3 separate regions of the Homo sapiens genome follow, and regions 1 and 2 are each linked to region 3. Evidence: chromatin loops called from intact Hi-C (ENCODE). Cell type or tissue: HCT116. All regions are shown on one strand.

Region 1 (2,500 bases), 180 kb after region 3:
ATTTTGGTATCTGTAGGGTTCCTGGAACCAATCCTCCACAGATACTAAGGGACAACTCTATTATATTTCAGTTGTATAAGCAAACCAGAGTGCAAATGTATACGAAATATCTATCTATCTATCTATCTATCTATCTATCTATCTATCTATCTATCTATGTATCTATCTATCTATATCTATCTCTATTATCTATCTCTATTATCTATCTATCTCTATCATCTATCTATCTATCTATCTATCTATCTATCTATCTATCTATCATCTATCTATCTATCTATCTATCTATCTCTATTACCTATCTATCTATCTCTCCCTCTGGTGCTAGATAGGGCATTTATGCTTTTTTAAAAAAAATCTTAGTAAACTGCTTTTTCTTTCTCCACCTATAATATCACATGGAGACAGGGCAAAGTGTCACCTCTGTTCATTCAGGATATACGTATAGACTCATTATTGTGTGGCATAGCAATTAGATGAATTAGATGTAAGTGGCAAGCAGTATGTTGTTTGCGTTTATTCAACATATTATTGAATGACTACTATGGGCCAGGCACTCAGGCACGATTCCAGATACTGGGGATCCACGAAATCAGACACAAACACAGAGCAGCAGCCCTGCTCTCATGGAGCTTACCTTCCAGTAGGGGAAGGCAAGTAATAAACAAACAAGTTAAATACGCGTAATATGTCTCGTAATGATAAAATGCTATGGAGAAAAATAAAGCAGGGAAGGGGGCTCTATAGCCTGAGTTGGGGGTGGGAGGTGTGAAGCATAACAAGTTAGGTGTTTGTTATCTTAAATAGGATGATCAGGGAAAGTCTTGCTGACAAGGGGACATTTGCGGATAAACCTGAAAGATGACGGAACTAACCTTGTGAATACCAGGATAAGAATGTTGCAAGCAAAGAGAACAGCTGAGCCAGGGACTCTGAGGCAGGAGGGTGCTTGATGCATATTTTTTTTTTGTGCATAGTCATAATAGTTAAATAGTTAAAATAATTTCATTACTCTACCCAAACCTGTAAGTTGGTGTCAATACCCTGATGGCATGTGTCCTTAAATTTAAAAAAAAATCATTATTACAAATATTTCCAAAGTAATTAAGAGATAAAGGTGCTGGACCCTTGCTCACTGCCAGGTTCTCAAGGCTTCAGGGCAGCAGAAATGCAGGGCCTCAGATAAGCAGCAAGTCTGAGGAGGAGAGGAAAAGAGGAGATGAAAGAAAGGGTTAGGGAAGGAAGAGGGAAAGGAAACAAATCTCCATTTCTTCAGTCTCTCCACAAAGCAGATTTACCTTCTTGAGCTTGTGTGATAGCAGAAAAAGACAGTGCCATTCTCAAAAGCTCTGTCGAATGTTTGAAATTCCTTTGAGATAAAATAAAGGTTGACTTCTTAATAATCCATAGCCTTAAAATGAAAATTTTAAAACTTTGTTGGGACTTTTAGTCAGGGTGTGAAAAAGAATATTGGATCATTTACTGTTTTGCTAGGGGTTGGGGGTGAGAAATGCTGAAGAAAAAAAAAAAAAGTCTTTAGAAGGAAAAGGACATCCCAGTGAGCAAGTGAGGAGTGGGAGAAAGGAGGCAGGAAACAGCAGGACAAACGTGTTAGCTGTTGTCATCTCTCAGAGAGGAAGTTTGTCCTCCTCAGTGTAGAGGTTAAATAAAACTGTTCCTTTTCAGAAAGCTTTGAAAACATCAGGGCATGTTACTGTGAATGGAAATCAGTGTAAAATTGACTTTTTTTTTCACCTGTAAAATAGCTTTGAATTTATTAAAAAAAAAAACTCGATGACTTAAGTAACAAAAATATTGACTCGTTATGACAAAAGTTTTTTACACAAAAGTTAGTTTATATTCTCCTCAATCCATCTTAGTGTCTGGTCCCATTTTGAAATTTGCTGAAGAGCAGTCAACCCCCTTTGCAAACTCACTTCCAGCTGAGCTTTAAGGTCTTATTTATCTGAGAAGGATTAACTCCTGCTACAGCTTAAAGATTCTTCTCTCAAGCTCTCTTGTCCACTCAACAATGCTTATTAAATGTCTGCCACGTGCCAGGCTCTATATGGGGATGCCTAGTAGCAAGATAAAGTTCTTGTTCTCATGGAGCTTACAGACTACAGGGGAAGAAGGAACAGATAAGTACAACCAAAAAAGGGTGTTGAGTTTGTATTCTGTTGTCTATATTTGTTTAGCACTTCAGTGTTTTTGGCAACATATTTTTATTTGCCCTTCAAAACACACCTCTAATACAGAAGACATATTCTTAGCACATTTTATAGGTATGGGAAAAGAGATGGGTTGAATCATTTGCTAGGGATCACTCAAACAGAAAGTGACCCAGGTAGGACTAGAAGGAATCATGCCTCCTCCATAAATAAATTCAGCCCCTTCTCCTTTTCTGGGTTTCTAAAGATGTTCTGCTTCCCTACGTTTCTTAACAATCACTTAGCTGAACATTTACCACCTCCCTTCTTTTTTGTATTCCAATACATTTTGT
Region 2 (2,500 bases), 280 kb before region 3:
CTCAGCCCTCAAAATCGTCAGCTCCACCAAAACCGAGTGCTAGGCAAAAATCTGATTATTTTGTTAAACAACGCTGACTGGCTGGTACATTCTGCCCTGAAACAACTCACAGAGTTTTACTTTGGTAGAAGCATTTATCTTTAATAGGTACATTTTAGAGTTTCGGCCAAGGGTCAGCAGAGCTCTAGGAACCTCGTAGATAAGCATTTGGTCAATTCAGACCTGCTCAGATTAACTCATACTGTGCACTATTTCACATAAAAGCAAAATGTCACCAAACTACTTTGCTTTACATTTGAGTTGAAACTAAAATGGCTCTTTTCTACAAGTCTAGAGTCAATGTTTTCAGAATAGATTCTCCAAGCCCAATTTAAACAAAATGGAAGGGATGTACTGCTGCAGGCAGCTCTTTCTCCCGCTGGCATGCCTCCTTCTCAGCCCTCACCTTCCACTTCATCTCCAGGATGGCCCTTTCCACCTCCTCCAGGGCTCGCTCCCTTTTTTCCACAGCCCTCTCCCGCCATTCCACTGCCCTTTCCCTCCTAAGCACCTCCTTTTCCCTTTGGCTGGCCCACAAAGCCATGGTGCCCACCTGCTCCAGGAGCCTACCCCAGTTACCCTCAATGCCTGTGGGGAGCTGGGGCCCGTGGGGCCTTGGATCCTGGCGCTGCCCAGCCTGACCATGGCCACTCTTCTCCAGCTCCTCTCTGTGCATGCTTTTCAGATGCTTCCACAGTGCAGTGGTGCCCACGTTGACCCCAGGGCCACGGCTCACCTGCCTGCCACACAGGCGGCAGGTGGCATACTGGTTGGGATGGTGCCCAGCACGAGCAGGAGCTAGGTGGAAATATTCCCATGCCTCAGAGAACCGGGTGCCCTTGTTGTGGGGCATTGGAGTGGGCATAGCACTCACAAAAGGGCCAACCAGTTCTCCTGTCTCACTAATCTCTTCCTCCTCCTTCATCTCTAAGTCCCCTTTTGCCTTCATCATTGTTCCCTCCTCTTCCTCGTCTTCCCGCCTCATCATGTCACCTCTTCTACAGCGTTCTTTATGATGTGCTTAGATGTGAGCCAAAAGCTTATTTGAACCACAAGATTAAATATATATTTGGGAAGGGCCTGTGGTAACTCTTGGGGATTCACAATAATGGCCAAAGTCTGGCCACACCTGGGTGGTGTGAGGTTTCTTCCTTTCTGCTTCACTGGAGAGTCAGGGGTGAGTCAGATACAAGCAAAACAGCCCAAGAGTGCATTCCTTCCATGCCCCAGATACTTACTTATCCTCCCTTGACTAGGCCAGAAAGACAAAACATATCAGTTCCTGTAGCAAAGGGGTTCTCTGGTCCAACAATTACAAAGCTCTTTGATGAACTCAGTGTTTTCTGCATCAACCACCACGACAGGTATTTTTGAATATTGAAAATTTTAGGTTTTCTTGTTTCTCCTCCTGGTTGTTTCCACTGTTTCTGTGCTTCTTATTTCCTATAATTGCATTTTGGAGGCAGGAGAAACAGCCTCAGGGTTCAGGCTTTTCAGGACCAACAGAGCTAGGGCCTCACTGGGTCTTGCTCAAAGTAGGTAAAAGCAAACACAGGCAGATGCTGGTGCAGGAGACAATCTTGCTTCCTAAGAACTGTTGCAACAAGCAATCCAGAGTAGACAAAGCCTATGAGGATCTGGATAATAAAGTTCCCAATGCAAGGTCAGTTTGTCCTTAGAGGTGTCTCTCAGAGGCCAGGAGTCTAAGAAATCCAAAAAGCAAGCTCAGCTGTTTCAGCAGGAGGAGCTGGGATGCACAGAGGAGAAGGTGGAGCACATCTTCACAAACACAGCGTTGCCTGGCTGTCCTTAGCAAGCAGCTCACCATACTCCACCTTCTCCACCAGGATCACCTGCAAAGCCAACAGCCAATAAGACCTTCCTGAGGCAACTTACTCCAGATGTTTTGCTCTTTACCTCATTTTAAAGATAAATAAGTAAATGGAAAATCATATTACATTTAAAAACAGCCCGACTTCTCTCTCCTTTCTTGGGTCATTTCTTAAACTAATGAGAGCTTTATTTAATCAAGCTCTGCAACCGTGAACAGTTAGGAAATTCCCCCCAGCCACAAGTGGGTACTTACAAGCAGGCAAGGCTCTGGACTTCTCTCTGATCTTTCCTGCGCAGAGTGAAAGCACTCCTGCACACCTTGGATGTCTATTAGCTGACTCCTACCCCCAGAAGGAGGGCACCTCCAGTTCTGGTTTCCTCCCACTTCTAGGGAAGCATTGTTTCCAGGTAGGTGTGTCTGTGCCTGTTGGGTTTTTCTGCAACACTTAGACACAGATGCAAACCTTTTCTCCACCCCCTCCACCACCAAGAAAAGGATGTTCCTGGCATATGTCATGCAGCAAAACAGTAAGTCAAGCACCTACAAGTCTTAGTTCTCTTTTTTGATGACTAGATTACCTAACCTCTCAAGTAAAGCAAGCGATTTGAAGGAGGAAGAGTGGGAAAG
Region 3 (2,500 bases):
TTACTGTAGGAGTAAATATTTAAAATGCAGTTTGGGTGTAAGTGCTTAGCTTTTTATTCTGCTTAGTGACATCTGCCCTGGCTTGCTTTCTGGGTTGCTGTGTCTGCATATTATGGGAATACCCTCAACTTAGTTCTGTTTCCCATTTTGTATATATTTCTTTCAAAGCAAAGTCCTTCTTTCTAACTGGCATTAATTCTTGTCTATTCTAACATCTCAGATTTTTTTTGTAGCCACACCTAAACACTTGAAGGATTACTGTCCAAGTTAAATCACTTTTAGGGGAGGCATGCTGCTTGGACCCAGGAGGGCATATCTTACATGGTGGTGGAGACAGAAAAAGATTTAGAGAACTATAAGCGAGAAATACACGATTATTAAATATAGTTCATACCAGGAGACTTACAGTCCTAGATTTTAAAAAACGGTGTTATAGAAAATAATGATTTTTCCTATATGGATTTGCTTTTTAATTCTATCAGAGATAGGATGTTTGTTGGATGTACCAGTGGTCTGACCTAATATGGGCTTGGAAGTTTGTTTACATCCTTTAACTCACAGAATTTTAGGTGTGCAAGTGGCTTTATGCTACTTTTGAATAATACCAATCAGATTCCCTTCCCTTCAGTGGGCTCCTTCATCATTTCTTTATACTGCAACCTCCTCAAAACTACCACTCTCACTGGATTCGCCCCACTCTGTGTTCCTTTTCCTGTCAACCAAATATATTTAGGCATGCATAGCAATTATTTGTTCATAAATGTGTTTTTCCCTTTGTACTCTAAGCTATGTAAAGGCAGGAAATGATATCTCTTACCGTATGTCTCCCAATGCCTAGCTCAGAGCCTGATTTATATTAGTTACTTAATGAAGATTAGCATCCTCATAGTAACAAAGAAACCCCAAATCTCAGGGGCTGCAGACAATCTTGTGTTGACAAGGACCTTGTTCCATGTCCTCATTCAGGAGTGGGGGTTAACAAAGCCTCTGCAAGCCTGGATGAGGCTAGTTGTCCTAGCAGGGGGGTGGGAAATGGTGACTGCTGCACTGACTCATGATGCTTCAGCTTGGAACTGGCAAGTTACTTTCTCTCATATTTCATTGATCAAAGCAAGGGACATAGCCACACCTAACCTCACAGAGATGAGGAAGAGCAACCTCACTATGTTCCTGAAAGGAGAAGAACTGGAATATTAGTGAGTAACACTAATGCCTGCTAAATAAATGTCTGATAAACAGTAGGCATGGATTTAATGAGTGAAGTGCCTAAAACTACCCATTGAGATTTTTAATTTTTTTCCCTGTACAATAAACAGAACTACTCAAATATGGAAGTAAGGTAGCTACATTCTAAAAAACAAGAATATTAATATTATCTAAGCTATTATTCAGCAAACATCTAGAGACTTTTTATAACAATTCTGTTAGCTTTATTCATATCAGAGAAATATTTGATTTTGTAGTTTTTCAGATGCATAAAGAGTGAAACAGATAAATTCATATGATTAATGTTTTTGCCAGAGTCATTTAGAAGACTTGGAAAAAATGTTGCAGTCTTCAATATTTATATATTAAATTAGTCTGATCAAGACTGTTTTTTTTTGCAATGGAGTTTTGCTTGTTGCCCAGGCTGGAGTGCAATGGCACAATCTCAGCTCACCACAACCTCCGCCTCCCGGGTTCAGGTGATTCTCCTGCCTCAGCCTCCCAAGTAGCTGGGATTACAGGCATGCACCACCATGCCTGGCTAATTTTTTGTATTTTTAGTAGAGATGGAGTTTCTCCATGTTGGTCAGGCTGGTCTCGAACTCCCACTGTTAGGTGATCTGCCTGCCTGGGCCTCCCAAAGTGCTGGGATTATAGGTGTGAGGCACCACGCCTGGCAAAGGAGTTCTTTAACCTTTTTTGGAAAAGTTAATATCTGGCTTGAAAATTGGGCAAGAGCTAAGGAAAAAATCAACTTAAAATGTTTAATTGGCAAGACACAGTGGCTCACACCTGTAATCCCAGCACTTTGGGAGGCCGAGGCAGGCAGATCACCTGAAGTCAGGAGTTAGAGACCAGCTTGGCAAACATGGTGAAACCCCGTTTCTACTAAAAATACAAAAATTAGCCAGGCATGGTGGTACACACCTGTAATCCTAGCTACTGGGGAGGCTGAGGCAGGAGAATCGCTTGAACCTTGGAGGCGGAGGATGCAGTGAGTCGAGAATGTACCGTTGCATTCCAGCCTGGGCAACAGAGCAAGACTGTCTCAAAAAAAAAAAAAAAAGAAAGAAAATGTTTAATCAACTTTAAAATGAAGTGTTGCTACATATTCTAGTATTTTATGGTAAGTGAGTTTTTTTTTCCTGGTTGTCAAAATGGTCCAAATGTATTATATAAAATGTAGAAAATATGAACTAGTATGAGAGAGGTAAGTTAAGTCACTGGTAAAACTGCCATCCAAATAAAATCACTACTGATTTTTTTGGTGTGATTTCTTCCAGTCCATTGTTAT

The links. Hi-C counts contacts between places; a loop is a spot of excess contacts. Peaks named below come from ENCODE experiments on the same cell type or tissue, not always from the same donor. Only the 100,000 strongest peaks of a DNase experiment are listed, where the experiment ranks them.
Region 1: a loop joins it to region 3, with 20 times the contacts of the local background. A loop is called at or near these places in 3 of 110 quality-filtered maps.
Region 2: it touches region 3 in a loop (2.6-fold over the local background); 2 of 110 quality-filtered maps call a loop at or near these places.

Annotation. Positions count from the first base shown.
Region 1 is chr3:112,051,409-112,053,908 of GRCh38, forward strand. The region is part of intron 9 of TMPRSS7 (transmembrane serine protease 7); the gene reads left to right. Among named protein-coding and RNA genes, the nearest start is that of TMPRSS7, 18 kb to the left of the region's middle. In HCT116, no CTCF peak of the experiment used is centred here; no DNase peak of the experiment used is centred here.
Region 2 is chr3:111,593,175-111,595,674 of GRCh38, forward strand. The region is part of intron 5 of CD96 (CD96 molecule); the gene reads left to right. ZBED2 (zinc finger BED-type containing 2) reads right to left here and starts at 2,172. Exons shown (of 2, transcript NM_024508.5): 1 at 2,126-2,172; 2 at 1-1,892. The coding sequence starts at 1,027. The coding sequence ends at 371. In HCT116, no CTCF peak of the experiment used is centred here; a DNase peak (open chromatin) is centred at 1,226; H3K4me3 peaks cover 1,987 bases; H3K27ac peaks cover 2,204 bases.
Region 3 is chr3:111,873,565-111,876,064 of GRCh38, forward strand. The region is part of intron 1 of PHLDB2 (pleckstrin homology like domain family B member 2); the gene reads left to right. Among named protein-coding and RNA genes, the nearest start is that of PHLDB2, 16 kb to the left of the region's middle. In HCT116, no CTCF peak of the experiment used is centred here; a DNase peak (open chromatin) is centred at 1,047; H3K4me3 peaks cover 1,120 bases; H3K27ac peaks cover 1,877 bases.